Linked DNA regions of Homo sapiens: region 2 is linked to region 1. The links are chromatin contacts, found by Hi-C in ENCODE. All regions are on one chromosome and are shown on one strand. The core of a region is the stretch at or near the end of the contact, and the rest is flanking DNA. Distances in the headings are between cores, read along the strand shown. Region 1 holds the start of EPAS1 (endothelial PAS domain protein 1). Region 2 overlaps PRKCE (protein kinase C epsilon).

The links. Hi-C counts contacts between places; a loop is a spot of excess contacts on that map. Pooled maps may share reads with other maps.
Region 2: a loop to region 1 is called in a map of IMR-90, with 5 times the contacts of the local background. The contact joins the enhancer-like site here to the promoter of EPAS1 in region 1. A Hi-C loop is called at or near these places in 2 of 168 maps with a recorded cell type or tissue (IMR-90 and PC-9) and 4 of 50 pooled maps.

The regions. Positions count from the first base shown.
Region 1 is chr2:46,295,408-46,298,997 of GRCh38, reverse strand. It overlaps EPAS1 (endothelial PAS domain protein 1), which reads right to left and starts at 1,591. Exons shown (of 16, transcript NM_001430.5): 1 at 1,061-1,591. The coding sequence starts at 1,086. RefSeq lists silencers at 998-1,327, 1,558-2,137.
Region 2 is chr2:45,942,906-45,946,764 of GRCh38, reverse strand. The region is part of intron 2 of PRKCE (protein kinase C epsilon); the gene reads right to left. Among named protein-coding and RNA genes, the nearest start is that of PRKCE-AS1, 270 kb to the right of the region's middle. Within about 2 kb of position 2,455, at least 3 of the 41 ENCODE cell types and tissues checked have a DNase peak (open chromatin) inside an H3K27ac peak, as active enhancers do.

The DNA.
Region 1 (3,590 bases), core at 342-2,841:
ATTCCAGCTTCCCGCAGCATAGCCTCGCCAAGCCGCGGCCAAGCGCGGGGCTGGAAGCTCCAGGCCACTGGGGCCGCACGGGTGGAGACAGGAGGAGAAAGGGGACAGGCGGCGAGCCGCACACATTTGCAGAAGTTGAGGCCCTGCCTGCTTCTGCGCGGCCGCGCAGAGGGCTCGAACCCTCGCTCGGGTAGCGCCGGGCCCGGCTGGACTGGGAGCGGCCGGGAGAGGGCGAGAGGGCAGCAAGAAATGGCCAGAGTTGCCTCTCACCCAGTGCCGAGAGGCTCGCGAGGGCAGGCGGGCAGATCGTGGCTGCCCTTCTCTGTCCTCTTCGGAGACAGACACCCGGACCTGCCAGGGACATCCAGTGTTGCCGTCCGCTTCCTACACACCGAACCATCTGCCCCCGCAGGGCAATCCAGGTCACTCACTACCTACTCTCCCCAGAGTCAAGGTGCGGCACGAGGAAGTGGGTTCTCCAACCTTCGGTGGGGTCTGGAGCCCGGCAGCGGGGCGCTCTGAAGGGTCCTGGCTCCTCGGTAGGATCGTGTCCCTGAGCCGCTCTCCGCCTCCCGCCCCCCTTTGCCCACTTGGGCCGCGGCGCGGGCACAGGAGCGCATTTGGAAGGACTCCGCGAATCCAGAGAAAAATAGAGACGTGGATGCTGCCCCAAAATGAGAGACCAGAGAAAGTCGAGGACATGCACCCACAAACATTTCCAAGCGCCGGTGGCCACGGTAATCTGCTGCGGGGCGGCTGGGAGATTTTCAAAGGCACCGCGGAAGCACCTCCGACCTCCAGGCCATCTCCCTCGGCCTCCTGGCCTCGCCGTGCGCGCAAATCCCCGACTCCTCCGAGCCGCAGAAGTCTCCACTGCAAAGCTGCTGATCCGCGCCCCCAAACCGGGCACATGCTCTCCCCCTCACAGCCCTCCAAACCGAGCCTCGAGCTCCGAAGACCTCTCAGCACTCTTCTCCCAACCACTCTCGGTCGCGCCTGCCCCGCGCAGCCCGGCCCTGGCCTCGGACCGGCCCCCTGATCGGCCCGGACGCCCGCTTACCTTTTCTTCTCCTTGTCAGCTGTCATTGTCGCTGTGGCCCTTTGAGACGTTCAGACGCCGAGCACCTGGGCTCCCTGGCGGGTGGGGGGCTGTGGCCCTCGTCCGCTCCCCGCGGCCCGGGCGGGTGGTGAAGGTCCGAGGTGCGCGCAGGTCCCGAGCGCCCCGCGCAGTCAGGTGGAAGGTGGCGCGCGGCGGGCTAGGTGCGGGGGCGGGGGTGGAGAAAGGTGACTGGGAGGAACCTGCGCGCGGAGGCGGGGTCCGGGGAAGGAGTGGGTGGAGGCTGTCAGACCCGAAAAGAGGACGGAGAGAAGGGAACCCAAGTTCCTTTTTCCCTGGAAAAGGAGTCACTTTTCTGAGTTTTCAAAGAAAAAAAAAAGTGGCTCGAATGCTGGGAGTCGGAAGGAGTCGGAGGCCGGGCTGAGCTGACCATACAGTCTCAGGACACTGCCGAGGATTGTACGGCCGCCTCAGGAGCGCTGGGGCGGAAGCGCAGCGGGCACCGGACCCGTGTGGCGGTCCGCTCGCGAGTGTAAAGCTCCCGCGGCCGGCAGCCCACTTTAAAAACTCCGTCGGCCGGCTTGGGGCGGGCACGGGGCGGGCGCGGAGGGCGGGGGGCGGGCACCGGCGCGGGTGTGTGGGCGGGCACGCGCCGGCAGGCCCCGCCCGCGCCGAGCTCCGGGCGGCTCACTGCGTCCCGGCCAATGGGGACGCGCGGCCGCAGCCTCTGCCCTGACCCTGGCCCGCCTCCTGCCCCCGCGCTGCGCCCCGCCTCCTGCCTCCGCACTTCGAGGACTTGTTTATGAGGTCGTCTGGGCGGCGGGTAGCGGGGTGGGACTCCGCGTCGGGGAGAGGCAGCCTGCGCAGGGCCGAGGGGCGGCCGGGAGCCGGGCTCCGGGATTGCTGCGGGGGACGGCAGTTGCGCCACAGCGTCGGTGTCCTCGTACCGGCGCCGTGCCCTTGGAACGAGGGCAGGACCGCGGGCAGCGCCGGGCCAGCGCGGAGCCCCTCCACGCTGCTGCGCTCCTGCGTCCCTGGCCCTCGGGCCAGGTGGGGATAATTTCTCGGCCCCCAGCGGCTGCGTTTCGGGCGTGGGCGATGCGCCCTTTTCGGTGGGACGCAGCTGACTTGACCGTCTGGGAGAAGCAGTGCAAGGAAATTGATCTAGGGCTGCGCCTACTCTTCCTTCCCTCTCCCAGCAGGGTGGTTGCTTACCGGCTTGTGCCAGGCGGTTTGGTTTTGGCGGGGATGCGGCAGAGGAGGCCCTTTGAGCCGCCCGAGGCCGGGGCGAGTTCAGAATTGGAGAAGTCAGTCTGGTTCCCCAGTGTGATCTTGGAGTGACAAGAGTTGGCCATGTGCCCTCAAGTCACTGCATCTCAGGCCTGCCCTCTCTGCCGCCAGGGTCGATGGAAGTCCTGGGAAACCCAAAGGCTACAGGTGTTGGAAATTTGTAGATTTAAGGGCTCACACAGGCAACGGTTAGCGCTCAGGGATTTTCCAGCGGCGCTTTTGACGCTGCCTTCCATCTCCGGGCCCAGTGCTCCCCTGCCCCGCGCTGAGCTGTCTCCCACTCGCTACCGGCGATGGGGAAGGGACATCTGGGGAGAGGACAGGGGACGCCCTTAGTTTTTGAAGGCTGTGGAAGGACCCATGAGTTTCACAGGTGTAACTTGAAGTTGGAAAGCGAGGGCCAAAGAACTGGTCTATATCTCTCCCTTTAGCCTCTTGCCACATTTTATACTAGAACGATCTACAGAAGCGATTTGAAGAGAAGGGTAGGTTTCAGCGCCATAATAAAAATGAACACGTGTTTTCCCCGTGTACACAGAAAGGGTTGGGGGAGATACTTTTCAGGAGCCTGGAGAAGGCGAAGTGGGGAGAGGGCAAAAACTGACGAAGAATTGGGAAATACTTTTTTTTTTTTTTTGAGACTGAGTCCCACTCTGTCGCCCAGGCTGGAGTGCTGTGGCCCCATCTCGACTCACTGCAACCTCCGCTTCCCGCGATTCTTGTGGCTCAGCCTCCGGAGTAACTGGAATTAAAGGCGCCCACCACCACCCTCAGCTAATTTTTGTATTTTTAGTAGAGACGGGAGTTTTACCATGTTGGCCAGGCTGGTCTCAAACTCCTGACCTCAAGTGATCTGCCCAACTTGGCCTCTCAAAGTATTGGGATTACAGGCGTGAGTCACTGTGCCCGGCCGGGAAGTAGACGTATTTTGTCATTTTCTCAGATCTCGGGGCACGGAGCACCTATACAGGTTGATAGTCAACGAATTCAAAGATTGCAAATCTCTCTCTAGCGAACTATTTCATGGGGCTGGTGGGTTTCAGGAACGGGGTGATTTGGTACTGGGCTTCTCCAGCCAGCCATTTCTAGTGGACACATTTATGTATTTTAATGAGTTCAAATTGGTAGATAGTTCTCCCTTAACCATAGGCTTATTTCCCTCACTTGGGACTAGAGTGCGGGAAAAGGGCACCTTGGTGGCTTCCAGGTGCCTACAGTAGTTCACCACAACAGCCTCTGAGTC
Region 2 (3,859 bases), core at 1,206-3,705, 350 kb after region 1:
TCTTTCCACCAAAATCCCATGGGGCAGGCAGGGGAGCTATTAACCCAGCATGTCATATTGGTACCTTTATCACAACCTGGTTCCTCTGGCTTTTAATTCACCTCCTCCTCCATGGAACTCCACCAAAAACTTCCTATAACTGGCTATTTCCCAGAGCACCAGCATGGATTTCACCAAGATTAGAGGCAATGAGCTGGCAGGGGGATTCTCACCATCGTTGACCTTGTTTGAACAAGAGCTGGAAGGCTGATGTCTTTGGGATTAGACAGTTCTGTTTTCTAGGCCTTTGCATTCTCTCCCATCAAATAGACAGATGTTTCCATTGTACCTGCTTCCCCTGTAAGCCCTGGGAAGAGCTGAGCCAGCACATCCCAAGGTTCTGACTTGGGTCATTTATAAACCGTATCATAAATTTTAAATGGAAAGTAGATTCAAGTGAAGAGAGCCAGAAAAAAAATGGAAAAGCAAATAGGCCAAATGGCCTCACTGCACTGTTAGTCATAGATGACCGGGCATAACTCACAAACCACCACAATCTTATCAAGAGTCCTGTGGTCTCAGAACCCAGTTGTGGGCAGGGATTTAAGGGATGCAGGGCTCCTCCTCATTCCTTTACAAAGTGGTTCTGCAAACTCTGGCCACCTTGGTTGGTATCTGGCCAACATCCTACGCCCTGGGAGGGCATGTGCCACATTCATAACCAATCCTGTCCAGAGCTATTAACAGTAGCCCTAGTCATTAATGAACACAAAACAACTTGTACATGCAGAGCACTGCACTGAATCCACCCCATTTTTTGGTTTATCATCACTACCATTCAACCATGGCTTCACACATAGGGATAAGTGGCCATTCATGTGGTGTCTTTTAAGGAGATAGAGAAGTCCTTCAAATGGTCTTCCCCCATCAGTACAGGACATTCCACCATTAACAAGTCATTCTTTTCTGTCAAGGGGTTGTATAAAGACAGACAGCCCTGGCTTTGCCAGATGCCTGTGTTCTAATCTGGCCCCCCACCAGTGGAGCACAGTTATGCAGCATCTCTTTAAAACTTCTCTGAGGAAGGGGTAATAAGAGTACCTGCCTTGCAGGGGACTGTGAGGGTTGAACGTGATAGCTCATGGAAAGCACTTAGTATGGTGCCTGGTACATAGCATGTGCTCAACCAGTGACGGCTGTGGTTGTGGTGTAGCCTGGCTGATATAGTTTCGACGTTTGTCCTCTCCAAATCTGATGTTGAAGTGTAATCCCCAATGTTGGAGGTGGGACCTGGTGGGAGGTGTTTGAGTCACAGGGCGGATCCCTCATGAATGGCTTGGGGCTGTCCTGATAACAAGAGTTCTTACTCTGAGTTCACATGAGATCCAGTTGTTTGACAGAGTATGACACCTCCCCGCTCTTGCTTCAGCTCTCGCCATGTGACATGCTGGCTTCCCCTTCACCGTCTGCCATGATCGTAAGCTTCCTGAGGCCCTCACCAGAAGCCAAGCAGATGTTGGTGCCATGCTTGTACAGCCTGCAGAACTGTGAGCCAATTAAACCTCTTTTCTTTATAAATTACCCGGCCTCAATAATTCCTTTATAGCAAGGCAAGAATGGACTCACACAGCAGCCTTCCCCAGGTGTTCCTCTGAAACTGAAATCCTCACAGAACACATCTTACTCTTAATGCATTGGTGTGGCCATCGTTTCCCTGCCTAATGCGAGAAAGTTTTGGCAATGGAAGGCTCAGGAAGGGGGGAAGTTGAAAGAGGAACAAGAAGTGGAAGAAGCATTACTGGAAAGGAAAAGGGCAGGGATAGGGAAGGCTGAGGGCACAAAAACAGGTGTCCCCACTCTACCTAGGGCCACCTCTGTATCCATTTGCAAAATGGTTTCAAAGGGAATCCGCCAACCTAAATGTCCAAAGATTTATAAGTGAAGTCACTTGAGGTTTTTGTGTTTTTGTTTTTAAATTGAGGATTGCCCAGCACAGTGGCTCATGCCTGTAATCCCAGCACTTTGGGAGGCCAAGGTGGATGGATCGCTTGAGCCCAGGACTTCGAGACTAGCCTAGGCAACATGGCAAAATCCTGTCTCTACAAAAAAAAAAAAAAAAAAAAAAAAAAATTAGCCGGGTATGGTGGCACGCACCTGTAGTCCCGGCTACTTGGGAGACTGAGGCGGGAGTATCATTCGAGCCTGGGAGGCTGCGGTTGCAGTGAGCTGAGATCACATCACTGTACTCCAGCCTGGGCGACAGAGCAAGACCCTGTCTCAAAAAACTAAATACATAAAAATAAATTGAGGACGAATTTACATAAAGTAAAACGTACAGATCTTAAGTTTACGAGTCAATAAGTTTTGAAAACTGTATACCAGCATAGCCATCACTCCAGTCTGAGCTGTGCCTTAGATACTATACTGGCTCAACAGCATTTCCTGTAGAGCTCATGCATAAGGAATGCCTGCTGCTGGAGAGACGCTGAGGCTTTTCCTACAGCCCTGGAACCCTGAGGCACCCCACAATATGGGGAACAAAAGGAGCATCAAAAAGTCCGAATGGAGCAAATGGACAGCAGTCAAAGCAGAATGGAGGGAAGAAATGAGTCACCAACGAAGTGATTCGGGCCTAAAAGGCTTTGGGATCAATGAATCTAGTCAAGAATATGCATAGAATGGCCCTGCAGGGTTGCCAACATGGTTGAGTCCTGGAATAGATTCATAATACCTATATTCTTTCCACATCTGACTCAGCCATCGCCCCCACCATCTATCTGCCTTTGAACGAATCACATCACAGCTCAATGCCTCAGTTTCCAAAACTGTAAAACCACGTGAGTGGACCAAACACTCTGTGCCTTTTCTAGCTTGAACAACTTAAACAATCCTGCGTTGATGATCTAGACTGGGCAGTTTCACTGCGCGGTCACTCCAAATTCACCTTTGTTTACTTAACACAGACACAGCCTCCCCTGCTGCTGTCTGGTGCATTCTGCAAACTGGGAACTCTCCTGACAAAGGGGACCCAGAAAGCAGGAGAGGAGGCTTGGTTTCTGCTAAGACGTGTAACTTAGCTGACATTTGTTATATCCTGGCGTCTGGTGAGAACTTTATATTCTGTGTCCTCCTCAAAGGCCTCTGAGACAGTGGAACTGGAAAACATTTAAGACAGAAAAAAAAAGGCTCTGGAAAGAAGGAATTCTGGCATGTTTCTGGCATGTGTAACCTCAACCATTTTGAGTCTTTGTGGGAGAAAAATAGTTAATCTTGTAAAACTAAATTACAACTAACCTGCAAGATCAAGTCCAAATGTTAGCGCCCCCTGGCAGACCTTCCTAAGCCCCGGCTAGAGGGGCTCACAGTGAGTTCCGTGGCCCTCTGCCCTATCCCTCTTTTGGCAGATGTACTCTGAGCTATAGGACCCACGTGCAACTCCTATGTGCTGGCTTAGACGCTATGGTTCTAAACTTTCATAGACTGGGTAACTGCTTTGCACATGATGACTGCGAAATCATTTTTTAAATAAAGGAATAAATGAATGTTAGTCTGCTTTGGAGTATATTTAATTGTGTCCTTTAACAAAGGAATTTCTTTTCTACAATATTCAAAAGCAGAAAATTACCTAAAATGAGCTCTTAAAGCCTCCTGAATCTTCACAGCTGAATCCTAGCGCCGAGATACAATCATCCTCTTTGGCTAAAATGATTCATCAATTTACAAAATGCCATAAAAGTAGAAATATTATGTGAAATAAATGGGAATTATGATCACATGTATTTGTGCAACACTTCTAAAGTATATTAAGAACAGCAGCAGCTAACTTCTGGGGAGTGGAGAATAAGAGGTTGGGGGGACAACTTTTCTTTTATACTTTTAA